Linked DNA regions of Homo sapiens: all the other regions are linked to region 4. The links are chromatin loops, found by intact Hi-C in ENCODE. Cell type or tissue: CD4-positive, alpha-beta T cell. All regions are shown on one strand.

Region 1 (4,000 bases), 720 kb after region 4:
CAGTTCAACATGAGATTTGGTGGGGACAAAGAGTCAAACCATATCAATGGCTTTTGGTGAGATAAAAATTGAAAATCAAATTTTACCTCTCTCTTATGCTTTTTAATATCCACATATGTACTTTATACTGTACAAAAGTTATTAGTACAAGCATGCACGTATATAAATTACACATAAACAGAGCCTGGCACGGTGGCTCATGCCTGTAATCCCAGCACTTTGGGAGGTCGAGGAGGGCGGATCACTTGAGGTCAGGAGTTTAAGACCAGCCTGGCCAACATGGCGAAACCCCGTGTCTACCAAAAATACAAAAATTAGCCAGGTGTGGTGGTGTGCACCTGTAATTCCAGCTACTCAGAAGGCTAAAGCAGGAGAACACTTGAACCAGGGAGGCGGAGGTTGCAGTGAGCTGAGATCCTGCCACTGCACTCCAGCCTGGGTGACAGAGTGAGACTCTGCCTCAAAAAAAAGAAACAAAAAACTTACACATAAAGAGATATGAATATATGAGTGGGACATGCTCCAACATGATGGGGCATGTTACTGAAAGCTTGGAGGGCATTCCCTACGCTGATGCTGTGTGTTAGCCTTGCCTTTGGGTTATGCCACACCTCTGCTGTCTTGGTCAGCTTACACCACTATCACAGAGTACCAGCGGCTGGGCAGCTTAAACAACAAACACCTAATTCTCAGAGTTCCAGAGACTGGAAAGGTCAAGATCAAGATACCAGTACATTTGGTGTCTTGCGAGGGCCTGTTTCCTGGTCCGTAGATGGCTGTCTTCTTGCTGTGTCCTCAGCAGGTGGAAAAAGAGCTAGCTAGCTTTCTGGGGTCCCTTTTATAAGAACACCAATTCCATTCATAGGGGCTCCACTCTTATGACCTAAATACCTCTCAGAGGCCCTACCTCCCAATATCATCACATTGGGGGTTAGGATTTCAACATGTGAATATTCAGTCCATAGCACCTGCAGAAGGATCTACCTTTAACAGTTCTCTGTTGTCAAATGAATATGGTGTGAGCTACTTACAGGCACATAAGGTACTTTCTAACCTGGCCCCAGCCCTGGTAAGAAACAGACTGGCATAGGTAGTTTGAAGAGAGATTAATAGAAGGACTACAAAGATGTAGGTGGACTCTAGAGAAACTACGAGGGATAGTAATGTGGAAAGATGGGAGGAGGTGCCTGCCCCCCGACCGCAGGCCTAAAGTGGTGGAAAGGAGGAAAGAGAGAGGCTGTGTGGAGAGGGCCCTTGCTGAGACCTTCAGGGAAGGAATGCAGCCAGCTCAAGGCCACCCTGACCCCTCTCCTCTCACCCTTACCTGCGCCCTATTTACTGAATCCAACACAGAGGGAAGATATTGAGGTGGCCCACACAAGCAGCTTTCCATGACACAGAATTGAATAGAGAAGGGTAGTGGACCTGGAGAAACCAACGGAAGATATTCAAACCAATCTCTTTCCAAATTTCTCATTCATTCATTCATTCACTGATACTTTTATTTCTTCATTCAACAACTTCGATTGAGTGCTGTGTCAGGAACTGACTAGGATACTAGAGATACACCAGGAACAAGACAGTTGGTGTCCTGACCCTGATGTCTCATGCTACCTTCCAGAGAAGCAGGTAAAAAACATGGTGAGAGGTAAAATAATTACAGGTCACAATACATTCCTAGTGATAGATGCTGTGATGGGGAATAACAGGGGACTTGCATCAGGGAAAGTGGCCATGGATGATCTTCCTGAGGAGGTAAGACCTGAGGATAGAGAAGGGATTGGCCATGAAAATAGGTTGGGAAGAATATTCTACAAATAAGAAGCAGAATGTGCAGCAGCCCTGAAGTAGAACTCTGCTGTGGTGATCCAGGCACAAAAAGGAACAAGTGTGGCCAGGGTTGGGAAGTAAGAGATGGGCTCGGGACGGTGGGCAGGGACCGCCCCCTGCCAGGCTCCACCAGCTACAGTAAGGAGCTTGGGCAATGACACGTCCTTGAACCAGGGCATTTTGTAAACATCCTTCTGAACTGCTCACCCTGCCAAATATTGTGGCTTTCATGTGTCATGCCTCTGTGCCTTTGCGCATGTAGTGCCCCTGCCTAGAAACTCACCCCCTCTCTTCTACCAGACAGTTACTCATCCTGTGTGACCCAGTTTATATGTCATTTCCTGTGCGAAGCCTTTCTTGGTCTCCTCAGTCTGTCTCAGTCACTTCCTCTTCTGTGCTCCCTTAGCACTTTGTACATGTCTCCCTGCTTTGTCACTATTTGTTTACTGATCATCCCTCTCTCAGGACAGTGAACTCTTTGAAGGCAAAAGCTATTTTACGCTTCTTTGCATCCCTACCCTACTCCACCTCACACCCCCAAGCCCTTGAAGAACTGATACCATGTTCATCTTTGCATCCTCACCCTACTCTTCCCCCAACCCCTAGTTCACCTGGCCCAGGGTGTGCCACGTTAGTAACATCCAAGAATGCATGCTGCATGAATAAAGTTGCAGAAAATAGACCTCCCACTAATTCTGACCTTCAATAGCAATAATACCTGCCCAGAAGAGGCTACCAGTGAATTGTGATGTTTTAAAGCTTCCTGAGCATATAAGACAGCTGCTGGAATCCACTTAAGCAATTAGAAGTTAGATGTTCAACTAGAGTTTACAGGATGCCTTTAATCTATAAAGGATAATAATAGGTAACATTTATTAAATGCTTACTGTATACCAGTCTATTCTAGCAGCTGCACTAGAATGTATTCATTTAATCTTCAGAACAAAACTCTGAGCTGTTTACTCATACTAACCTACTTTACAGATGAGGAAACTGAGGTACAGTGGGGTTAACTGATTCAATGAGGACCACACAGCCAGTAACAGGCAGGACAGGGATTGAGACCCAGGTAGTCCAGCTCCAGAACCCAAACTCTTTTTGCGTGTGTGGATAATTTTTTTTTCTTTTGTTTTTTTGTTTGTTTGTTGTTGTTCCTGTTTTGTTTTGTTTTTGTTTTTTTGAGATGGAGTTTCACTCTTTTTGCTCAGGCTGGAGTGCAGTGGCACAATCTCGGCTCACTGCAACCTCCGCCTCCCGGGTTCAAGCAATTCTCCTCCTCAGCCTCCTGAGTAGCTGGGACTACAGGTGGACACCACCATGCCTAGCTAAGTTTTTGTATTTTTAGTAGAGACAGGGTTTCACCATATTGGCCAGGATGGTCTCTATCTCCTGACCTCGTGATCTGCCTGCCTCGGCCTCCCAAAATGCTGGGATTACAGGCGTGAGCCACCACGCCCAGCCACTTTTTTTTTTAATTTATTTTTTAACTTTTAGTTTCAGGGTTACATGTGCAGGTTTGCTCTATAAATACACTGCATGTCAAGGGAGTTTGGTGTACATATTATTTCATCACCCAGGTAATTACCATACTACCCAATAGGTAGTTTTTTGATTCTCACCCTCCTACCCTCCACCCTCTAGTAAGCCCCAGTGTCTATTGTTCCCTTCTCTGTGTCCATGCATATTCAATGTTCAGCTCCCAGTTATAAGTAACAACATGCGGTGTTTGGCTTCCTGTTCCTGCATTAGTTCACTTAAGACAGTGGCCTCCAGCTCCATCCATGTTGCTGCCATCTCTAACAGACTCCCTTCAAAGATAGAAAAATAGCAATAATAATTTCCTGTTTGTGGATGAAGCTAATACTATAAAAGTTCGTCTTCCTCATCATTATCATTTACAGTCACATCATCTCTCCAAAAGAGATGGATTTGTGTAGACTCGTTGTCATTCTCAGTACCATATGTGCACAATGGCTGCTCATATTTAGTGGAGGGTCTTCATTGTCTGCCCTACCCCATCAAGGAAATAGAAAAATCTCTGTCTGTCTCTCATGGGTATTTTGCCCTGGAGGACACTCAATGCATATTTCTTCAATTAAACCAACCCAACTAAGGAATGTACCTTAAGTGAGAGAGACTTAGTTCACACCTTGAACCAGCTGATTCATGG
Region 2 (4,000 bases), 190 kb before region 4:
CTTTTAGGTAAGACTATTGAGCTTCCTGTGAGGTTCACTTCAATTTAGCCATAGATAATGCATATTTATTGGGTGCATGGTAATCTAAATAATCCTTTACATATGTAGAAAAGTTACTAATCACAAATGACTTTCCAGCACTAAAAAACAGATAGGTAGGTGAAATTCTTCCCAACCTATAGGGTCCCATTTAAAGAGGTTAAGTGAGTTATCAGAGAGCTATCAGTGCTGCAGGTATAATTTGAATCTAAGTCTTTTATATTTTTCTACTAAACCTTATTTCTCTCTCTCTTCTCTCTCTCTCTCTGTGTGTGTGTGTGTGCGTGTGTATATGTGTTTCCTTTTATGTATTCATCATCACTTTACATGAGTCAGAGGGCATGGGACATTGTTGTTTGGTCTCCTTAGCAATCTTTTCAAATGCTTTCAAGGTAGATCCTGTCTCTGACATGAAAACTAAATCTACAAACGCTCCACATGGTGATTTCTATTGCTAATGTGCCTTTTAGACTAACTAAATGCCCAACCAAAGCAAATATGTGAGTCCATTTCATCTCATCTCAGCAGTATCTTTAACTTTACAATATTAATCTATGTATAACTCCTCTATATAATTATATTAATGTTTTAATTAAATAAGAAATTATCAAAAGGCTTTACTGGAACTCTGATGAAATATATAAAGAGCTATTGATCCAAATCCAATTTAATATAGAAGAAAGAAGAAAGAAGCAACATAGGATAACTAATGGATAGTTGCAATTTGAATAAATTGAATTGTTTTAAAGATGGGGAAGCATTATTGAGAATTAATGGCAAAATCAAATTATAGAAAAATTTAAAATATGTATGTTAGATCACTTAAATCCATCCATAATGAGCAGATTTTAATTAAGCACTTACTATGCATACACCAAGTAATAAGTTAAGCACTTTCTATCTCCAAGCCTGGCTACAGAATTGCAGGGAAAATGGGAACAGAGGGAGTATACTAGACAACACAGAAGGCAGAGGAGAGGAGCCAGTGTTACGGAGCCATGTGCTGTTTGACTCAAAACATATGCCTCCCCTCACCTCTAACCAGGCAAGCATAGGAGACAGAGTCCCTGGAGTAAACTGAAATGCAACAATCTGAGAGGTAAGAAAAAAAGTTAAAACAAGAGAAAACAGTATTTTGGATTATAGTAGTCTCCAATTATCCACAGGGTAATGTTCCAAGACCCCCAGTGGATACCAAACCCAATATATTCTATGTACTATTTTTTTTCTATACATACATACCTAGGATAAATTTTAACTTATGAGTTAGGCACAATAAGATATTAACAGTAACTAATAACATAGAACAATTATAACAATATAATGTAATAAAGGTTATATGAATGTGGTTTGTCTGTCTCTCTCTCTCAAATACCTTATTCTACTGTACTTACCCTTCTTCTTGTTGTGATTTGTCAATCTGATAATGAGATGGCTCCTGAGTGAGTGTCTGGCCAGTAGTGTACACAGGGTAGATACATAGGACAAAGGAATGATTCTTGTCCAGAGGTGGGATGGAGCAGGAGGGAGAATGACAGTGCAGGAATGCAATATAAAACATGACTTATTTCTGGAATTTACAATTTAATATTTTAGGGTGACAGTTGACCTCAGATAACTAAAATCATGGAAAGCAAAACAATACATAAGGCAGAGACTACTGTAGAAGGAAGAAGAGAGATAATGAGTAATGTTGACTGCCACCGAGATCAAAGGATGGTGGTTGAATTTGCCAGTTGGAAAGTCGTCATTGTTTTAATGAGAACCTTTTCTAGTAGTGCAGTGTGGCTAGAAGCTGGTTTGCAGTAGGTGGAGAACAAACAGGGAATGAGGAAGTGGACTGTGGTATGGTTTCCTTTACAAAAAAATTTTTTAACAGTGAGAGAGAACATTTGTGAGGGTTTCTGCTTATTATGACCTTTTATCTTTTCATACCATAGGGAAAATGTTATCTGTTGAGAGTAAGGATCATGGAGGTGGGACAGGCAAGCCAGATAATGATTGGGAACCAGAGAGGAGATATGAGCTATGCATTGGGGGTGAGTTAGATGTACATCAAGATGACAAGAGAATTGCTCTGTGTTCATTCCTTAAAAACAAGATTTGCGGTTGCAAAGTGTGCCTATGCTGCAATGTATTTTAATGTGCTCTCTAGTACACACTTTCTAGAGGCAGGAGATTCATTGTTCTATGTGCCACATAGATTCCTGTTCCATTAAAGCTATTTTATCTCCAGTATTAAAGCAAATAGTCTGAGATGCACAATTCCCAGAGACGAAGAGCACACTTTGACAGACACATGTAAGCTTGTGTAGCAGAGGGCAGTGCCTACTCTATATTATCAAAAGTATATGTCCACACTGGTCTCTCCAGAAGGAGGAAAGAACTTTTCAATGCAAATTGATGAGGTTACAGACACTTCTTTTAAATGACAGGAAGAATCCATTTAAAACAATTTTATTAAACCTGTTTGATCTCAGAACCCTCCCAGAGCAAATGCATTGATTCATTCATACCAATTACCAGGTCCTAACGTGGGTAACTGTGATGCATTCCACATCCCATGAATTGTCTTTAATCTGACCTTGGAAATGCACCAAAGTGCAACAATGACTCAAAATGGAAAAAAATTGTCTTCAAGTTGCACAGCAGACCAAAGTATGACCTGGGAAATGCCATGTTAGCACAAGCCCATTCTTTTAGATACTAACCTGGGCTAGAATTGCATATTGTGAATTTTCTTACCATTTTTAAAAATGATCTCCATGCCATGTAAACGCAACCTTATTTTATGAATAAATACTTTTCTATTTGAGTATTTCATGCCATCACTGTGGGCTACAAACCTCTGTCAATCAGGGCATCGTACCAGATAATCTGCCTTTCCCACTCCCTCTTGTAAAACTGTCTTGAATTACGTAAAGTTGCAATTCTCCTCTGTCCACAAGATAATGATCTGGCACACATGGCGGAAGGATCAATGTCAAACAGAAGGGGAAGATAGTTTTGTAGCTATCACTTTCAGTTGCCATGTGATTCCATTTGCAGAAATCAATCTCCTCCTCCTTGACAACTCTGAGTATGCTATCACTGCAGCTCCAGTTCATCGGACAACCAAGTGCTCCCTTTAACTCAGGAGAACATTTTCTATCAGAGCCAAATGGAAATGCAATATTTTTTTGCAGCAGTGGAGAGAGAAGGAGAAAAAATAAGAATTCTATTGTATGTATGACAATGGAGTGTGTTCGAGTGTGTATGTGTAGGTGCCATATGTGACTAGAGTGGCTACTCCTGTGTATGAATATAGCTACAAAGTTGATGCCATCAACCATTACGCACTTAGAAACCAAAGATACCCGCAGCTGGGTCACAGCCTATTGTGGAAATATTCACAAACATACCCACGTGGATAACGGATGTAAGTCAACTTTTGACTCACTGTGCTAGTTCGAGGGGCAGAAATAATCTAATACCTATCACTTATGCTTGGATTTATAGTAAAGTTTTAATATTTTCAAAAGAAAAGCCTGGTGATCTAAAAATGTGTAATACTGCAAACAAAATAATGACCCCACATGCAAGCATTCTAACTACTGAATTTGGCAGGAGCTGATACACAAAGAATAGGCTCCAATCAAAACTTGGAGGATCACAGCATTCCCACTACCGGGTATTTATCCAAAGGAAAGAAAATCAGCACATCAAAGAGATACCTGGTCTGCTCCCCCATGTTCATTACAGCCCCATTCACAATAGCCCAGATATGGAATCAATGTAAGTGTACATCCACAGGTGAATGGATTTTAAAAATGGTGTACATATACAATATAATACTATTCAGCCATAAAAAAGAATGAAATCCTGTCTTTCAAGGCAAGATGGATGAACCTGAAGAACATTATGTTAAGTGAAATAAGTCAGGCACAGAAAGATGGACACAACATGTTCTCACTCAAATGTG
Region 3 (4,000 bases), 98 kb before region 4:
TTTTCATTGTTTTGAGCTCTTGATTTTGTTTTTACCTAAAACTGCTTGTTTTAGTTGAATCATGCTCTGTTTTCCTTTGGTCGTTCAGCAGTGATGTTTTCTGCACACAGGTCTTCAAATAGCTATGAAGAACTTGGTTGTGTGTTTGACTATCTTTTTTCAATTAAATTTCCTCAAGAACACAGTCTTTCATACATGTCCTGCTCAGGGAATAAACTTGAAGTTCTGCAGCCTTTTTTTTTTTTTTTTTTGAGACAGGGTCTTACTCTTTTCCCCAGGGTGGAGTGCAGTGGCGTGATCTTGGCTCACTGCAGCCTCAAACTCCTGGGCTCAAGCAATCCTCCCATCTCAGCCTCCCAAGTAGCTGGGACTACAGTCATGTGCTGCCATGCCTGGCTAATTTTTTTTTTTTTTTTTTGTAGAGATGGAGGGGTCTCACTCTGCTGTGTAGGCTGGTCCCAAACTCCTGGGCTCAGGTGATCCTCCCACCTCAGCCCTCTAGTAGCTGGGACTGCTTGTGGGAGCCACCATGCCCAGCTAATTTTTGTATTTTTTGTAGAGATAGGGTTTCATCATGTTGCCCAGATTGGTCTTGAACTCCTGGGTTCAAACAATCCTCCCACCTCTGCCTCCCAAAGTGCTGGGATTACAGGTGTGAGTCACCATGCCCAGCCGAGTTCTATAACCTTGAGGACTGTAAATACCTATAATATTTGGCCTTCATCACACAATGGTGTATTTTAAAGAATGAAACATTTAGGGTCTCTGCATAGCTTCACAGCGATGACCTACACCAGGGTTTCTCAAAGTAATGTCCAGTAGTTCCCCTTATCCAGTAGCCTTGATTTTACTTTCCAAGACTTCAGTTACCTGTAATTAATCACGGTCCAAAAATATTAAATGGAAAATCCAGGAGTAAACAAGTCGTATGTTTTAAATTGCGTGCCATTCTAAGGAGCTGATAAAATCTCCCAACGTCCCCACTCCAACTTGCTCAGGACATGAATCATCCCTTGTCCAGGTATCCATCTTGTACTCACCACATGCCTATTAGTCACTAGTCACTGTCTTGGTGATCAGATTGACTGTTGAAGTATCTCAGTGCTTATGTTCAAGTAACTCTTATTTTACTTTTATTACAATAGATCAATTTTATTACTAGTTAATGCTGTTGATCTCTCACTGTGCCTAATTTATAAATTCAATTTTATCGTAGATAGGTAGGAAAAAAGTAGTATATATAGAATTTGGTACTATTCAAGGTTTCAGGCATCCGCTGGAGGTCTTGAAACATACCTTCTAAGGACAGGGGGAATAATGTATATGCAAATCACACGGGAATATTTTAAAATGTACTTTGTGAATAGGGAGAACTGGGGTGCAGCCCTACATACTGCATTTATAATCAGTTCCCACTTAATGCTGATGTTATTGTTTCAAAAAACACCTTTTGAGTAGCAAAAGCCCAGATGACAATTTCTTATTTGCATTAGCCTATTTCCTCCTCAGTTGAATTTCAATTTGATTTCTCAAAGGGCAAAAGGGGAAGAACTTATACACATATGTTTCATAGTTTAAAACCTAAGTCTGGTCACATTTTTACTCAATGATATTAAGTATAGATTTCAAGTTTGCATACAGTAGCATTTACTATAAAATAGGAGAATGTTACTTTTTAGGAATAATCTAAGGACAGGTGTAGATGTTATTTTTTAATGAGGTTCAAATTTAGCACTGTAATGAACCTCACTGAAAAAGTAAAGCAGGAAATGGCAGATTTGTTTTGATAGAAACCAAGAATTTTAAGTGTGTGTTGGCTTTACACTGTCTTTGAAACTGTGCTATGAAAACACAGGATCCAGGAAATGAGCCCAGCCAAGTGATTCCACTCTCTAAAGATGTCAAAGTCGGTTCTCTGCAATATCCAAATGTTCCTCTTTTGGAAGTGAAATGAGGAAAGGCCTATATAATTTCTAGCTGAGTAAACGAAGAGTGCTTTATTCTCTTATAAATCAGTTACAGTCCCTTAAATAAAAGCATGCTTCCTCCTGAAAGCAGCTGAAAGTTTCATCTCTTTAGAAGAGGCTTTGTTTTCTCTGAAAATGGGCAGGGGGACTAATTAAATTAATTTTTCTTTGTTCCTTTAAGAAAAATAAACTTAAAGAAACGGAGTATCTGGGTGTGTATGTGGAAGAAAGTGACTAGCTCTGATGACCAGGCACGTCACAGTTTCTTGTTTTGACTCAAGAATGATAAAACAGTAATGGCTTTGACCCATTGCCCTGCTGATGTGCTGATATGAGTTTGCCATTGGTCACTGGAAGATCAAGGTCTGCCTTTCTGCTGACCAAGCATTCTCCTAACTATTAGTCACTGTCTTCACTTAGAGCTCTCTTTCATGACTCAGTGCAGCTCTCACATTTGGGCTGGGCAAAACGGAAGTTCTTACTTAATTCAACCTGCTGCAATAAAAATTGAAACAAACACGTCGCATTCTCCTTTTTCTTAAAAATTTTGGTAACATCACTGTGACTAGAGCAGTTAGAGAAACTCTAAAGCAGAAAATAAGAAAATCATTGCTTAATGTGGGATTTCGATGTGGCAGAGTGAGAGTTTTTACGGCTATACTGACACAGAAGCATTTGCCTTTGAAAATGGGTAAACTGAGCTTAACATTTTCATGAGGCAAATTAGATGTAATATCTCAATATCTCATAATTTTCCTCTCAGAGAACATCTGTTTTCTGAAGGAAAGCTGGCAAACCGTGTTGCAATTAGAAGCTGAGACCATTTATAGTGAAGTGAACCTCAGATTACTGAGGTTGACACTCTAAAGCAGGGATTCTTTACCTAGGAATCATGCCTATATTATTACACTCTGAAATCATGTAGGACACTGGTGTAATTTACTAGGAGAGGGGACATTAATTTTCATCTTTGTCCAATGGTTCTGTGATTCTCCAAATAGGTGAATAACCATTTCACTAGTGTCTATCAGCATTTAAAACATTCATGACTTTGAGCTAAATATCCTGTTTCCAGGGATTAATCCTACACAAATATTTATCCTGGTGAACAAGATATTTTAAAATATTATGGCATGTTTATATTATGGAAAACTCTAGTAAGATTAAAAATAATAAAGCTCACTTGGGAAACTGTCTAAGATGTATTAACTTAAGAGTAATTTGTTCATCAGATAATCAATTAAGCATCAACAATGTCAGGCACTGTGTTTGCTACTAGGAATAAAAGTAAACAAATACTGACCTTTTTTATTTTTATGATACTTGAAGTCTACAAGAGATCAATATGTATTTATAATATGTAAATAAAAATATGGGTTAGTGATTGCTTGCAGGTGTTTATTTACATATACTTATCAAAACTCTGGAAGCATATATATCAAGAAGTAAGATTTTAAAATCTGAGACTTGAAAAGGAGATGAGGAGAGATTTTTAGTTTTTTCTTCTATTTTGTTTGATTTTATTAAATACAATATATTACTTTTGTAATACCTCAATGCTTATTTTAACCATTTATTAAAACTCTGGGCTGAGGTAGGGAAATGTACAACATTAAACTGAGTGTTGGCTCTGGTTGTTGCAGTCTTCACAGTAAAAAAACAACACATAAGTTTTGGGTTTTTTTTTTTTTTAATGAGTTTTTGACTGATCTTAAACAACCGGCTAAATTACGTTTTGTATTTAAGATAATTTTGTCCACTAGATCACTATTCTGTTCTTGTACACACAAACCCTCTGGTCTTCAAGAATGTGGCTGACATATCAGATAGTTTATGAATCCACAGTGTCATTTGGTGTGCAAAACACTGACCTTAACCCTTAAAGAATAATCAATTATTGGGGTTAAATCTGCAAGTGTTTTATTTAGTATCTAACCACCAACTATATGCCCTTGAAGAACTTTTCTGGTATTATTTTTTTACTCTCCAAAAGCTCAGGCCTTGATACTTGAGTATTATTTATGTCATATTTT
Region 4 (4,000 bases):
CTACATCTTTCTCCCATGCTGGATGCTTCCTGCCCTCAAACACTGGACTCCAGGTTCTTGTTTTGGGACTTGGACTGGCTCTCCTTGCTCCTCAGCTTACAGATGCCTATTGTAGGACCTTGTGATAGTGTGAGTTAATACTTAATAAACTCCCCTTTATCTATCTATCTCTCTCTCTCTCTCTCGTTAGTTCTGTCCCTCTAGAAAACCCTAACTAATACAGTGTTGTTTTGAGCTACCAAGTTTGTGATCACTCATTATGCAGCAGTCAAAAATGAATATGCCCCTTCTCTCCCTATTTCTCTCAATGTTCCAGTCACTCTGAACTTTTCTTAGTTTCCTAATTAAAACATTCCTTCCATAAATTTTGTTCTGCAAGAACTACTCACTTTGCCTGTAATGTCCTTATTATCTTTTCTGCCATTTGATTATTTTTTAACTTTTATTTTAGGTTCAGGAGTACATGTGCAGGTTTGTTATATAGGTAAACTTGTGTCACAGGAGTTTGTTTTGCAGATTATTTTCTCACCCAGATACTAAGCCTAGTATGCAATAGTTATTTTCTCTGCTCTTCTCCCACCTCTCACCCTCAACCCGCAAGTAGGCCTCAGTGTCTGTTGTTTCCTTCTTTGTACGTCCATGAGTTCTCATCATTTAGCTCCTACTTATAAGTGAAACATATGGTATTTGATTTTCTGTTCCTGCATTAGTTTGCTAAGGATAATGGCCTCCAGCTCCATTCATGTTCCTGCAAAAGACATGATCTCATTCGTTTTTATGGCTGCATAGTATTCAATGGTGTATATGTATCACATTTTCTTTATCCAATCTGTCACTGATGGGCATTTAGGCTGATCCCATGCCTTTGCTATTGTCAATAGTGCTGCAATGAACATTCACGTGCATGGGTCTTCAAGGCAGAATGATTTATATTCCTCTGGATATATAGCCAGTAATGGGATTACTGGGTCAAATGGTAGTTCTGTTTTTAGCTCTTTGAGGAATCACCATGCTAATTTTTTCAATGGTTGAAGTAATTTACACTCCCATTAACTGCCTGTTGAGTATTACCCATCCTTCAGAACCCAGATCAACTCTTCCTCTCCTGGAAGACTTGACCAATTGCCCCAGGCAAAGTTTATTCCTCCCTGCTCTAGATTTCCACCATACCCTGTTCTTTCTCTCCCTTCCTTCCTCTCTCTATTTCTCTTAATAGCATATAAATGAGTTGAAAGCAGAAACTCATAATATTCATGCTCAAGTCACTTTGAACTAGGATATAATTATGCTTACAACATAGTAGCCACTCAGTAAATAGCTACTGGGTTAATACACATACTGTTTTTCATTAGAATGCTTCTGGAATTTATTTAAGTTAACAAATATTTATTTTTCAGAGCCTCTGAAAGCTGTAATGGACAATAAGAAGATGAGTAGGGCATGTTTCCTATCTCAAATAAGTGGAATAGGATTTGCACAGAAAAAATAACTGCAAGGCAAAATACGACCTGTGTCACATAAGAAACAGAATCTGGTCTGTTGGGGGCTTCTCAGAGACAAAGAGATGATGGTCCACAGGATGGAGCATCTCTCTGACACTTCCAGTGTGTATTTTAGGGAGGAACACCTTTCCATCATTATTGGGGAGGTTGGAACAAAGAAGGGGAAAAACAATGGCAGTTCTTATCTTTCAGGTAGCTGTATGGTGAGCATTCCTCTCCCAGCAATCTGTTGTTCTTTGTGAGCAGACTGGAGTGTGACAGCTGTGAAAACGATCAAAGGCAGGTCCCAGACAGGAGAGGGCTGATGACAATGCCAGTTTCCCTCTAAGACCCTGTGGACAGCAGGGCCATGAGGGATGCTGTGACACAGAGTCTTGCTTGATGCAGTGTGTGGTGTTACTCACAGGAGTGGGTTCAGCCACTCTTGGTGTGAAACCCAAGGAAAATGTCTCTGCCGCAGCTGATGTCAACATGTACAGCATGTGACCAGCTTGCATTGTAAGTCAGACACCCACATCCTGTTGCTTTACCCTCTCACCAGTTCTCCCTTTAAGTGATTTATCAAAGAGGATATGCCTTATTTTTTTCATATAGACGTCTGTTATTTTTCAGCAGAAAGGAGATGTGTGTATGAGTTCTGCAGAAGTCCACCAAATGTGGGCCAGGGTTATTTCCCTGGTGATGCTCTGAAGCTTTTGCCAAAGGACAAATGGTAATTTGACACATTTAATCATTTGTGTGTTAATTCAACATCACTTAAACACTTCCTTCTTTAAAGAAATCTCATCCATTTAGTTTGCACCATTCAAATAAACTTGCAGAAAATTACGTAGAGTGTTTGCGGTATTAAAGTCCACTTATACTTTAAGCCAATTAGACATTTCGATCTGGCTGTTTCTCTGAGCTTACAAAATGCTGTGGATATAAAGGTGTGGTTATGTTTGATTTGGTTTTATGTTTTTGAACTTTGCCCATTTAATTAACCAGGCTAAAATAATAATCAGATTATTAGATCAATGTAAGTGCTTATAGGAGTTCTTTATTTTGCATTGGATATTTTTAGCTCTGCATGGGAGGAGAGGAAAGAAAAAGAAATCAAGATTTACTGAAAATAAACTAAGATGTTGGAGAAACTTACTCTACTTTTTTCTAGTTCGGAATATCCCTTCAATTCACATAGCTCTGAATCGTTTATGGAATAAATTTGATAGCACCCTAGTTACCTGGGGTAAGAATCACAGAGAAACCCCTCCCTTAGCAGCCACCTCACTGTGGGACTTTCCAACACTTTGCCCAGTCCCTAATGTACTCATTGTAATGATGATGACACATGTCTTGACAATATGTCTCCATGCTCAGAAGTAGAACATCTCCCATGTTTCTGATTGTATTTCAAGCTTTACTAGAGCTGTCTGCCCACCACAGTCTGATGTCTTTAAACTTGGCCTAATTTTTTTCAAACTTTAGTTTGGCCAGTCATACCAATTTTCCAGGGTAAAGAGATAATATTGCCTTCTAGAGTTGGAGGTAGATATTAGAGACCATGTTATCTTCCACTATCAATTTCCAACATGATGGTCTCCATTAAAGTTAGTAGATGCTTACAAGGCTACCACTGGTTTTCACATTAAATGTGATGTGAAACATAGTTTGTAAAAATACGCTCATGACTTCTAAGTTATCAAGGAGCTCTTACAAAGGGTTCTACTTTTCACCTCTTTACATTAACTGGTTTTATTTTTTCTTAATTGGCTTCTGCAATGAACCATGGGTTGGCCAAACTGAATTCCAAAAGTCTGAAAGGTCATTTATGATGGAAAACAGGATAAATAAAAGAGATATTATAAAAAACAGATAATCCTTAACTTTTGCAAGTTAATCTCTAAAAAAACTGCTGACACATTCTCATCCACTACATATTAAAATTTCTTTTGGAAGTATGTATATAAACTGATGAATGAAGAGACATTATTTTTTCTCCAGTGGGAGTACTTGTTTGTTTGCCAAGAGTTCAGGTTTAGAAACAGTCTTATTTTTGCTTGTAAAGCTGAGTTTGTTTTATTGCATTCTGTCCCTATTAATTTATTAAATTAATGAAAATGAACAAATAAAAGTAATAATATGAGTTGTAAACCTTGTAAATTTAATATGATTGAAATAAATAAAATCATTATAATAAAATGTTATAGGATAGTTATTGTACTAGGTCAGGTCAACCATTCAACTATTAAAGAAAATTAAAGAAAAGCATAAAATCATAGAGGTAGATCACCAAAGATTATTCTAATAGCAGAGAATTAATTAGGAATGTTATAAATTTATTTTAGTCTGTGAAAATGGAATGTCCTTTATGTGATTTTTATACTTTAGATTGTTGTGCATATATTCAGGTGCATATAATGTAAAAAGAGGGTATTAACTGTGGGCATTTAGAAGATGAACTTTGAAATCAGATGGAACTGGGTTGAAATCCCAGCTCCTCTATTACCTAATGCAAG
Region 5 (4,000 bases), 530 kb after region 4:
TTTCAGGAAGAGATGGCACTTGGGTGTATTGCTGCGGTGGGAAATTAGAAGGGTCTTGCTGTCCTCTGTCTAGCAACACCTGAGATTGGGTGCCTGAGAGGGAGGGAGGACTAACAGATCCAGTTTTTGATTTCTTAAAAGGTGGTATCATTGTTATCCCTCTCCCTTCTATTCTCCTCCTTATTTTTCCACTACCTCTTTTTCTTCTCCTCACCTCTCCCCCTCCTTCTTCTTCATGTTCTTGTTTTTCTTCTTCTTCCTCCTTCTCTTCCTCTTCTTCTTTTTCCCCTTCCTCTTCTTCAAATTTGATTTAAAGGTAGAATTGATTCCTTTCAACTGAAATACGTGGCTTATTTACAGCTATTAATGATATAATAAACCCAGAAAATAATTAATGATTGCTTGCAAATTGAATTGGATTATACTAAACTGTTGGTTCCTCTGCAATACAGTAGCTTTACTTGGTCTTTATGAGCAAACTGTCATATGCTAGGCTTTCTTCACAGTTTGAAGATCTCTTTTGGTATAATTTAAATTCAGTTTATGAACTCTGGGCACCACCTCCTACAAAGCAAAGGAGAATGTATCCTTGGTTGTTTTTAACTTAAGGCAAGTTCATATGGGAATTACAGAGATGAAATATGACTACCAAAGTCCTCTCAGTGACAGGGGACATGAAAGCAGCAGTTAACCATACAGGAGAGGCTTGGCAGAAGTTAGGGGAGGAGTTTTCACATTTCCTTATATTAAATTTTGTGCCAGAACCAACCATTTAGGTGACCTAGAAGTGTGCAACTAAAAATTGATACTTGTTTTTTTGTCATAAAACAATATACCCCACTGCAACAAATTCAAACAATATACTCTATTATTATTTCTTTATTTATTTCTTCTGCTGACATAAATTGTTTGGGGGCAAGCTGAGAGAGTTTTCTTCAACAGAATTTTAGTCAAAACTACATTACACCTGCTACCAAGCAAAGCACTCTCAGGCTGCAGTTTCCCTAGCTGTCATGGATAGAAACAAGGTTATCACAGTGGAAACTATGCCCTTATTCAAGAGTAATTCACTTTATAGCAGCCAAGTCTCTAACTGCAGTCCAAGGATAAAGAAATCAAGAGCAGTGATCAGATGACATCCAAGGCTTGAAGCAGCTTAAAGATCTTCCAGCAAAGTCAGACTTTCTTGGGTGACTTCTCTCAAAGTCTTGGGGATTAGCTTCCAATGTGTTTCTATGAAAGGGAAATGTTGAGAAATAAAATAAAGTGGTGAAAGGTTAGGATTAAAGAGGATTTTGTTCAATGTTGAGCCCTGTGAAAATATCACATGTTCAGATGAATTTGAAAAAGTCCAGTAGACTCTTAGATAAAAAAGAAGTATGTGTAGATAGAGGTGGCTGGTCAAATGGAAGCATTAATACTGCTGAGATAGATGGTGACTGATTAAATGGAAGCAGCCACACATCCATTCATTTCTCTGAAAATTAGCAGCTGTTGGCTGATAGACACCTTTCCTTCACATGCTCTTGCTGAAGTGATAAGAAGTGAAAAGAGCTTGAGGCAGGACTATTTTGAGTTCCAGGCGATCTGTGTTGCTATGAGATCTGAGATTAGTGGTTAAGTTGGTGCCGGATGTCATCCAGCAGCTGATCATGAAACCTCTAAAAGTTAAGTTCATTTCTCAGAAATCATCTGAGCATGTGGGCTGTTCAAGAAGGTGATTGAATTGCTGTTTCTTGGGATTTCCCCACCCTCAGTCCAAGTGAACTAAAGGGATTAATGGCCTTGATCCTGTAAGCATTTTTTTTACGCACCATGTTAAAATGTAACATGTTCTGTCCTTTTGTTCGAGGAGCCACTAATTCAATTGTTGCCCAAAACTTTATGCTGATTACTTTGTAATTATACCAAAATACCATTTTAGCTTCTTATTAACCACTGAGTTAAAAGACATTTATAGAAGCATGAGATGTCAAAGTCAGGTGAATTAGTGAAAAGTAGGCACAAAAAGTTATGGGATTCATGTAGCCTGAAATTTACATCTGTGTAAACCTTTGGCAGTTTGGCAGCTAAGTCTGCAGCCTCTGAGGGTGGTAAATGGCAGGAACTATGCCCATGTGTGAATGGTAATTTGCATTCTATAGTTAGGAGTGCCTATTTAACTGCCCCTGGCACTATGTAATTTTCTGTGCCTCAGCTTACTCTTCAGTAACATGTGGTAGTTAGTAATATAGTACCTATGCCACAGCATGTTCCTCACATGTAGTATGTGCTCAATTAATATTAACTATTAGTATTGCTACTATCGTTGTTGCTATTACTACAGAAAAGGCCCATGCATCCATCTCAAATGACTCATACCAAAGACTGACTTTAGTAAAGAAGACCAGGAAGGTTAAGGATTAGCCTTCAGAGTCAGGCTTTCATAGTCACAAAGATAGTGATTGGGGGAGTAGTGATAATGGAGGAGCTATTAAGAAGGAACACCATTCTTGATCTGAAGAGACAGTACTTAGAACAAGTATTTCAAAAAAAGAATGCTACCGTTTCCTAGGTTGGTACACTGAGGCTTCTGGGGCTGGAATCTGCTTATTTATGAGATAGATTATGAGAATCATAGGTTTGTAAGGAGCCTTCAGGGTCACCTAGTTCAGCCACTGCTAGGTGAGTTTTCTTCAATAAGAATTTTAAACCTGCCTAAAGTGTTATCTGTGGTATCCACCCGCTTCTTCTGCCTTATCTTTGGTCTCCTTTCTTGTCCTTCTCAACCCCACACAATGTGTCAGCACACACAGTGAAACTCCCTGTCCAAAAGGAGAAAAGGCTAAAGGAATTCACATTGAAACAGTTGTGCTAGGCTTCATCCCAAGAATGTGTGCTGGTGTATGTGTGTGTGTGTGTTTTTAATAACTTTTCAAAAATAGAAAAAAATTTCCTAAATATCAGCTTAGTAATTTTCCCTGACACTAGTCATTTATAATGCCAGGGAAAAGACATTTACACTAACAAATGAGTCTTGATCACTCTCCTTGTGTTCTAGGAAACTGTATTAGCCACGGTTAAGTAGTAGGAGGGCTTTGAGAATGCAGTAACTTCCATTTAGATTGAAAATACAAGATCAAATAGAATATACTAAAAGTGTATAGGCATAAGTATAACAACCTTCTCTTGGGAATATAAAACCTTATAGCAATGCAAGAAATTTGGCTTAACAATTACATTTATATAAAATTTTAAAACTTTTTGTAGAAAGTAAGATTGATATATAGTAACTGGGTGAAGTGGTGAGTGAAAAAGCTAATGTGATCCTAGTGTGTCCGGAATGGGTGGGTTCTTGGTCTCACTGACTTCAAGAATGAAGCTGCGGACCCTCACGGTGAGTGTTACAGTTCTTAAAGGCAGCGTGTCCGGAGTTTGTTCCTTCTGGTGTTCCGATGTGTTCGGAGTATCTTCCTTCTGGTGGGTTCGTGGTCTCGCCAGCTCAGGAGTGAAGCTGGGGACCTTCGCGGTGAGTGTTACAGCTCTTAAGGCAGCGCGTCTGGAGTTGTTCGTTCCTCCCAGTGGGTTCGTGGTCTCGCTGGCTTCAAGAGTGAAGCTGCAGACCTTCGCGGTGAGTGTTACAGCTCATAAAGGCAGTGTGGACCCAAAGAGTGAGCAGCAGCAAGATTTATTGCAAAGAGCAAAAGAACAAAGCTTCCACAGTGTGGAAGGGGACCAGAGCGGGTTGCCACTGCTGGCTCCCGCAGCCTGCTTTTATTCTCTTATCTGCCCCCACCCACATCCTGCTGATTGGTAGAGCCAAGTGGTCTGTTTTGACAGGGCGCGATTGGTACCTTTACAATCCCTGAGTTAGTCACAAAGGTTCTCCACATCCCCACCAGATTAGCTAAATACAGAGTGTCCACGCAAAGGTTCTCCAAGGCCCCACCAGAGTAGCTAGATACAGAGTGTGGATTGGTGCATTCACAAACCCTGAGCTAGACACAGGGTACTGATTGGT
Region 6 (4,000 bases), 100 kb after region 4:
CACTTTGGGAAGCCAAGGTGGGTGGATCACCTGAGGTCAGGAGTTCGAGACTAGCCTGGCCAACATGGTGAAACCCCATCTCTACTAAAAATATAAAAATTAGCCAGTTGTGGTGGCAGGCACCTGTAATCCCAGATACTTAGGAGGCTGAGGCAGGGAAATCACTTGAACCTGGGAGGCAGAGGTTGCAGTGAGCCGAGATTACACCACTGCACTCCAGCCTGGGCCACAGAATGAGACTCTGTCTCAAAACAACAACAAAAACAACAACAACAACAACTTTTCTTTTAGAATCAGGGGTACATGTGTCAGTTGTTAGAAAGGTATATTGCATGATGCTGAGGTTTGGAGTACAAATGAATCTCCATCACCCAGGTAGGGAGCATAGTGCCCAAAGAGTAGTTTTTCAACCCTTGGACCCCTCCTCTACTTCCCTTCTAGTAATCTCCATTGTCTATTGTTATTATCTTTATGTTCATGCGTATTCAGTTTTTAACTCTCACTTGTAAGTGAGAACATGTGATATTTGATTTTCTGTTTCTGTATTAGTTTTCTCATGATAATGGCCTCCAGCTGTATCCATGTTGCTGCAAAGGACATGATTTTGTTCTTTTTTATGGCTGCATAGTATTCCGTGGTGAATATGTAGCACATTTTCTTTATTCAATCCAGAGTTGATGGACTACTGGGTTGATTCCATGTCTTTGATATTGTGAATAGTGCTGCAATGAACATACAAGTGCATCTGTCTTTTTGGTAGAACAATTTATTTTCCTTTGTATTATCCTGATTGTCAAGAGGTATAGTAACTTACCTGAGTTCATGTGGCTAGTAAATAGCAGAGCCAAGATCTGAGAGCAGGCCATCTAGAAAATGTTTTTACTGTGACATTTGGCACAGGCATCTCTCTCAGTGAATAGACTGTGTCGGATGTGTTGTTTGATTAATGTCTGTGCTAGAAGCAGAACCCAAGGACATGGGTATTGGTTGCAGTCACAACTTCAATGGAAGAGAAAAGCTACTCTGGAAAAACAGTGAGATAAATTTAAATATGAATATTTGGGGGTTAATCCAGGATGGAGGAGATGAGAAGAGAGAGTGAAGGGAGATGTGGGGCAATTTAACTGAGGGAGTGCTGTGGGCTGTGTGATGTGTTTCTCCCTGTGACATGCCTTCCCGCAAATGTCTTCAGTAAAATCTGGCCGGGCGCGGTGGCTCACGCCTGTAATCCCAGCACTTTGGGAGGCCGAGGCGGGTGGATCATGAGGTCAGGAGATCGAGACCATCCTGGCTAACAAGGTGAAACCCCGTCTCTACTAAAAATACAAAAAATTAGCCGGGCGCGGTGGCAGGCGCCTGTAGTCCCAGCTACTCGGGAGGCTGAGGCAGGAGAATGGCGTGAACCCGGGAAGCGGAGCTTGCAGTGAGCCGAGATTGCGCCACTGCAGTCCGCAGTCCGGCCTGGGCGACAGAGCGAGACTCCGTCTCAAAAAAAAAAAAAAAAAAAATCTACCCAACGTGGGAAAAGTTAGACATTGTATTTATTTGTTAGGGCTGCCATAGCAAAGTACCACAAACTGAATGGCTTCAACAACAAAAATGTATTGCCACAGTTCTGGAGGTTAAAAGTTCAAGATCAAAGTGTTGGCAGGGTGGGGTCTTTCTGAGGGTGGTGAAGGAAGGATGTGTTTCATGCCTGTCTTTTAGCATCTGATGGCTTCCCTGCAATCTTTGATATTCCTTGCTGTATAAACACATCACTGATCTCTGCTTCATCTTCCCGTGGCGTTCTCCCTGTGTCTGTGTTCATATTTCCTCTTTGTATAAAGGCAACAGTCATACTGGTTTAGAGGCCCACATTAACCCAGTATGACCTCATCTTAACTATTTATATCTGCAACAACTCTATTTCCAAATAGGGTCACATTCTGAGATACTAGGGGTTAGGACCTCACCATATAAATTTTTGTGGCACATAATCTAATTCATAATCAATGTAGATTAGATTTCTTGTGCAAATGTGTGAAAGGATTGGGTTCTACATCTGAGTGAATGTGGTGACAAACAGAGACAACTTATCTACCATGAGATGAGGACAGTAAGATTATGAGTCCTGGGAGATAGGTAGAGGGGTCTACAGCTCTCTCAAGTTGAAAAATTGGAATTAGAGGCAAGCCTACATGTGTCTCAAGCAGTGACAGACTGCTATGATTTGAATGTTTGTCCCCTCCAAAACTCGTGTTGGAAACTTAATCCCCAATGCAACAGTGTTGGGAGGTAGGGCATAATGGAAGTTGTTTATGTCATGAGGGCTCTGCCCTAGTGAATAAATTCATTCTGCAATAAAAATGGCTTTCAGGAGTGGGTTCATCCGCTTCTGCTCTTCTGCCGTGCAAAGAACAGCATTCCTCCCCCATCCACACACACATACACACACGCACACACAGGCAGACGCACACACATATGTGCACACACACACGCACGCGCACACGCACACACACAGGATGCAGCATTCAAAGCGTCATCATGGTGGCTGGGTGTAGTGGCTCACGCCTGTAATCCCAGCACTTTGGGAGGCTGAGGCATGTGGATCACTTGAGCTCAGGAGTTCGAGACCAGCCTGGCCAACATGGTGAAACCCCGTCTCTACAAAAAAATAACAAATAGTAGCCAGACATGGTGGCATCTGTGTGTTGTCCCAGTTACTCAGGAGGCTGAGGCAGGAGAGTCACTTGAGCCTGGGAGGTGAAGACTGCAGTAAGCCCAGATCACACCACTGCACTCCAGCCTGGGTGACAGAGTGAGACCCTGTCTCAAAAAAAAAAAAAAAAAAAAAAAAAAAAAAAAATTACTATCATGGAAATGAAGACTGAACCCTTATCAGACATCCAACCTGCTGGCACCCTAATCATTTTAGACTTGCCAGCCTCCAGAAGTATGAGAAATAAATGTCTGTTCTTTATAAATTACCCAACCTCCAATATTCTTTTAAAATAGCACAAAACAAACTGAGATAAAGACCTAGCTAAAATCTGGATGATAATGGCTTAAAATGAAGTAAATTCAAGGGTCACTATCAATTGCCTCTCCAATATGAACTTAAGACCTTATAGAACCAACTCTATCCTTTTAACCTCCCCAAAAGATCATCTACTCTTGTAAATCTTCAGGTCCATTAAAAGGAATTACTTCTCCTATTTCTTTTACATGCTTTGATATGTCTAATACACAAGGAAATAGCTTACTGGAGATTGATTATTAGATTACTAGATTTCTGTAAGGGAGGTCATAGTACCTAGACCACTTGTGAAAATATACAATTTTTTATGATGCAGCACTGCTATGGCAAGACAAATACAGATAATTTTTCTTGATATCTGACTTAAAGAAAGGCTGAGAGTACAAGTAAAATAGTGCTATATAGTATAAAATTTTCTACTCAAATTACCTGAGCTAAATCCACCTCTGGCATTTACTAGCTGTGTGACTTTGAGCAATTTATTTGATGTTTCTGTGACTCGGTTCCCTTGTCTGTTAAATGGGGATAATAATAATAATAGACCCCATCTCAATGGGCTCTTATGAGAATTAAAGGACTTAAGGGAGTAAGACACTTAGAATGCTGGCTCTCATGTAGTAAGCTCTTGATCAATGGCAGCTATTATAGTATTGTCAAAATAGCAACTGTCTTTCACACGACCAAAATGTTTTGCCACTGGCGCAGTTATAAGATAGGCTCAAAATAAGCACAACTCTTAAAATTAAGTAGAACAGAGGAAATGTTCTGCTTGCAGACTTATTTTGACTGTTGGATGAAATTTAAATCACTGGTCAGGGGCCAGACAATATTCACCAAATACTTAGGCCATTTTACATATTTCAGATAAAAATTGCCCAAGCCCAGTCTCTATATCATCAGCCAAGGCAACTGCATACTTATAAATAAAACTTCTTGGCTCAAGCCTCTGATGATAATAATTTAATTATATGTTTAGTCCAT
Region 7 (4,000 bases), 66 kb before region 4:
CAATCTGTCCATCTGAGAAAGGTCTAATATCCAGTGTCTATAAGGAACACTTAAATTAACAAGCAGTAAACAAACAACCCCATTAAAAAGTGGGCAAAGGACATGAACAGACATTTCTCAAAAGAAAACATACATGCAGTCAACAAACATGAAAAAAGCTCAACATTACTAATTATTAAAGAAATGCAAATCAAAACCACAGTGAGATACCATCTCACACCAGTCAGATGACTATTATTTAAAAGTCAAAAACAACAGATGGTAGCGAGGTTGTGGAGAGAAAGGAACACTTTGACACTGTTGGTGGGAGTGTAAATTAGTTCAACCATTGTGGAAGACAATGTGACTATTCCTCAAGACATATGGGCAGAAATACCATTTGACCCAGCAATCCCATTACTGGTTATATACCCAAAGGAATATAAATCTATTATAAAGACACATGCACACAGATATTCATTGCAGCACTATTCACAATAGCAAAGACATGGAATCAACCTAAATGCCCATAAATGATAGACTGGATTTAAAAAAATGTGGTATGTATACACCATGGAACACTATGCAGCCATAAACAGGAACAAGATCATGTCGTTTTCAGGGACATAGTTGGAGCTGGATGCCATTATCCTTAACAAACTAAAGCAGGAACAAAAAATAAAATACTGCATGTTCTCACTTGTAAGTGGGAGCTGAATGATGAAAACACATGGACACATGGAGGGTAACACACTCTGGGGCCTGTCAGAGGGTAGTGGGTGGGAGGATGGAGAGCATCCAGAAGAATAGCAAATGGATGCTGGGCTTAATACCTTGGTGATGGGATAATCTATGCAGCAAACTACCATGGCACATGTTTACCTTGTAACAAACCTGCACATCCTGCACACGTACCCCTGAACTTAAAAGTTGAAAAAAAATCTTAAAAAAGTAGAAACTCTTTTGTGCCTTGCTGTTTCACTACCCTGGGACTAAAGAAAGTGAAACTGTAGGCTTCTGTGATCCGACTTGCCTCTAGGACAGTGGTTCTTGACCTGAGCACCATAACAGTCCAACTTGGAGATGTGCAGAAAGTAAAACCATACAGCTGAGTAGGGGAGAGCCCAAGCTAAGAAGGCAAACCCCAATTTTATCTCGTAATGGCTGTTTTCCTTTGAGCAAATTTCCTGGGCTTTGGGTGAAAAATGAAAATAATAACAATGCTTCTCTCATAGCACTATTGTAACAATTAAATGAGATCATAAACACAAAGCACCTAACTCAGCCAATATAACTCCCACTGTTAATTTGTACTCAAAATCAGTAAAGAACCCAGGTTGCAAATATGTGTGTGTGCACTCATATATAATTGATTTATTTTAGACACATTATCCCTATGGCAGCATGACTGTTACTTTTCTGCTATGGTCCAAATAACTACTTCATAATTCATTTATTTTGTCAACTTTAATTTTTTTCAAAGTGGACCACTTTTCTCTAAGCTTGTCATCTACAAATTATGGGTGCTTTTAAGACAGATTACACATGTTTTTTTCTATTCTTAGCTCCTCTTGTCATCTGCACTCCAATGTGTAGTAGAATAGATTGTCTATTGTAGGCTTTCTGTAAAATATTTTCAAATGAATAAATAGCTACAAATTTAAATTTTGAAAAAAATGTAATGAAAATTTTTTATCAAAAGATAAAATGTGTTCATTTGTCTCCAAATATTTTAAGTTGAGCATACCTTAACTGAAATATCTATGTCACATTTTCCTTCTTAGGGAGCAATTGATGAGAGAGTTTCTATTTCATAAAATTGTTTAACAGTCAGGAGGATGCTGAAGGACTGACAGCTCACTTATTATGATTTCCTATTTTTTAAAATAGGAAACTAAAATCCAAATTGACCTAGAGAGTTGGCTTACCAAAGACTCAAGTCATGTTCATCAGGTTTCTGTACCAGGCTGCATTTAATCAAAATCTCTTGCTAGCTACAGAGCTACAGCCAAGATCATGGTTAATCTAACAGCTTCTAATGGATTTAAGAGTATTTGTGTTTATTGAGAAAGAAGTACATTAGCATTCACTCCATCATACCCTCTCAAAATCTCTTCCCCTCCTTTCAAAAGTACACACACACACACACACACACTTTTTACACGCTCAGCTAAGAGCCGCTTGTAAAATCCATCTGGCCACCAGGGGGCCACCAAGAGAATGAAAAACCAGAACAAACTCCTGCCTAAGAGATCCCCCTTATTTTGTCAAGAAAACAATTGTGTGGATTACTAGAATATAAAAAATATTGTCTTCCAGAAACTGGAATCTTTGTTTAAATGACAGCACTATAGCTGCTTAATGTCATTCTGCCGGTAAAATATAGTGTAGCCCACGAATTTAGATTCAATACATTTTCATTCACTAACTGAATTCAAATCGTCATTTTCTTTCAACAGTAACTGGATATTCTACAATTTTAAGAAATTACTATTCATTTTTATTAGATAAATTGTACTGGGGATAGTTTTTTTAAAGTTCTTAGCTTTTAGAAATATATTTTAACTATTTATTTATTCATAGGTTTGTGGCCTAGGAGCAATAAGCTATACCATATAGTCTAGGTGTGTAGTAGATAGACCATGTAGGTTTGTGTAAGTACAATCTGTGTTGTTCACCCAATGATGAAATCACCTAACAACACATTTCTCGGAACATATCCTTGTCATTAACATATCACCTTATGACTGCATTATAAGAATTTGGGGACATTAAAAATTATATAGAAATGAATGTATGTACACATAGCTACACTTATTTCCCCCAAGGTAGAATATTGTCGTGTTGGACCACTGCTGAAATAAGTGCTTTACATGCAAACTACAGGCAGATTCCTTCTTTCCTCCAAGTGCATCTGTGCCTTAAGGACTTCGAGTAGTGACTGTCAAACAGTATCCTGCCTCAGGGGATATCTGGCAATGTTTGGCAACATATTTGGTTGCTACAACTTGGAAGGAGGGTGCTGTTGGCATCTAGTGGGTAGAGGCCAGGGGTACTGCTAAACAATGTGCAGCACAACCTCCAAACACAGAATTATCCTGCTCAAATTATCAGTAGTACCAAGGTTGAGGAAGCCTGTCTTAGAGTCACATTATCTTAGATCTGGAAGGAGCCTTAGTTCCATACAATACCTTCATACTTGAGATCAGAAGGCAAGAAAGGTTTCTTTTTTTTTTTTCTCAATAAGTATAGAGTCCAACATTTCTGATACTGAATTAGGCCTGAGTCCCTGAAAATCCTGTTAAAAATAGCTCAAGGTAAATGTGTTTTCGTCAGATTTATATTTTGTGGTATATAGTGCTCTCAACTGAGAAGATTCCAAACTCAAAGATACCAGTGTGGTTAATTTTGGCCTCTCCCTTGTACAAAGTAAGTGCTCAGGAAAGTTGTTGAATCAAATCCAGGTAGTACTCACTACAATAAGAAACTTGATTTTTTTCCTCCAACAATTTGGATCAAAATTCATTGTCCGAATTTGATATGTTGAAAGAGATTGTTTTGGGGGGAAGATTTATGAATGTTCATGGTCATCTTTAAACATGGGAAATCAATTTAAAGATCCATTTTCAGCACTTTTAAGTTGTCTTCTCCCAGTATCATTCAAATCACATGGAGTCTCCATAGAGTTATAGAGTGGGATGGAGATAGCAAGGCTAACCTACATTAGGTAATGTTAAAGAAATAAACATATCTAAACATACCAACATGATAACATAACAAGGACATATAATTTCAATATATTAGTGATTTATATAGGCACTTCAAATGGTCTTGAAATAGAAAATCAAGCCCAAAACATCCCCAGTAGATGTATGGATCTGAGCATAGAAGTTCTAACAACTATCCACATCACAAAAACAGAGGTGACCGGCCATTACATGCCCCTTGTTGGAGGAACACATCACTTCCTTTGTATTTCTCCCCATCTCCCCAAAAAGAACTGGAACATTATCAAGCTATG

What was found. Hi-C counts contacts between places; a loop is a spot of excess contacts. Peaks named below come from ENCODE experiments on the same cell type or tissue, not always from the same donor. Only the 100,000 strongest peaks of a DNase experiment are listed, where the experiment ranks them.
Region 1: it touches region 4 in a loop (7-fold over the local background); 8 of 110 quality-filtered maps call a loop at or near these places.
Region 2: it touches region 4 in a loop (6-fold over the local background); 5 of 110 quality-filtered maps call a loop at or near these places.
Region 3: it touches region 4 in a loop (2.1-fold over the local background); 3 of 110 quality-filtered maps call a loop at or near these places.
Region 5: it touches region 4 in a loop (4-fold over the local background); 7 of 110 quality-filtered maps call a loop at or near these places.
Region 6: it touches region 4 in a loop (9-fold over the local background); 8 of 110 quality-filtered maps call a loop at or near these places.
Region 7: it touches region 4 in a loop (3-fold over the local background); 8 of 110 quality-filtered maps call a loop at or near these places.

The regions. Positions count from the first base shown.
Region 1 is chr12:92,591,908-92,595,907 of GRCh38, forward strand. All of the region lies in intron 1 of LOC105369905 (a long non-coding RNA gene), which reads left to right. Among named protein-coding and RNA genes, the nearest start is that of PLEKHG7, 110 kb to the right of the region's middle. RefSeq lists enhancers at 1,353-2,552, 1,792-1,891. In CD4-positive, alpha-beta T cell, no CTCF peak of the experiment used is centred here; a DNase peak (open chromatin) is centred at 2,124; H3K27ac peaks cover 2,848 bases.
Region 2 is chr12:91,685,749-91,689,748 of GRCh38, forward strand. No RefSeq gene overlaps it. Among named protein-coding and RNA genes, the nearest start is that of LINC02404, 190 kb to the right of the region's middle. In CD4-positive, alpha-beta T cell, no CTCF peak of the experiment used is centred here; a DNase peak (open chromatin) is centred at 1,793.
Region 3 is chr12:91,776,787-91,780,786 of GRCh38, forward strand. No RefSeq gene overlaps it. Among named protein-coding and RNA genes, the nearest start is that of LINC02404, 97 kb to the right of the region's middle. RefSeq lists an enhancer at 1,538-2,737. In CD4-positive, alpha-beta T cell, no CTCF peak of the experiment used is centred here; a DNase peak (open chromatin) is centred at 2,365; H3K4me3 peaks cover 895 bases; H3K27ac peaks cover 1,447 bases.
Region 4 is chr12:91,875,276-91,879,275 of GRCh38, forward strand. It overlaps LINC02404 (long intergenic non-protein coding RNA 2404), which reads left to right and starts at 28. Exons shown (of 3, transcript XR_945201.2): 1 at 28-129; 2 at 2,118-2,214. In CD4-positive, alpha-beta T cell, no CTCF peak of the experiment used is centred here; DNase peaks (open chromatin) are centred at 1,936 and 2,776; H3K4me3 peaks cover 977 bases; H3K27ac peaks cover 3,105 bases.
Region 5 is chr12:92,402,363-92,406,362 of GRCh38, forward strand. No RefSeq gene overlaps it. Among named protein-coding and RNA genes, the nearest start is that of CLLU1, 17 kb to the right of the region's middle. RefSeq lists cis regulatory regions at 1,316-1,849, 2,480-2,929 and an enhancer at 1,638-1,887. In CD4-positive, alpha-beta T cell, no CTCF peak of the experiment used is centred here; DNase peaks (open chromatin) are centred at 1,659 and 3,831; H3K4me3 peaks cover 1,734 bases; H3K27ac peaks cover 3,453 bases.
Region 6 is chr12:91,976,601-91,980,600 of GRCh38, forward strand. No RefSeq gene overlaps it. Among named protein-coding and RNA genes, the nearest start is that of LINC02404, 100 kb to the left of the region's middle. In CD4-positive, alpha-beta T cell, no CTCF peak of the experiment used is centred here; a DNase peak (open chromatin) is centred at 1,641; H3K27ac peaks cover 1,434 bases.
Region 7 is chr12:91,809,714-91,813,713 of GRCh38, forward strand. No RefSeq gene overlaps it. Among named protein-coding and RNA genes, the nearest start is that of LINC02404, 64 kb to the right of the region's middle. In CD4-positive, alpha-beta T cell, CTCF peaks have their summits at 2,178 (motif pointing right) and 2,377; a DNase peak (open chromatin) is centred at 2,178.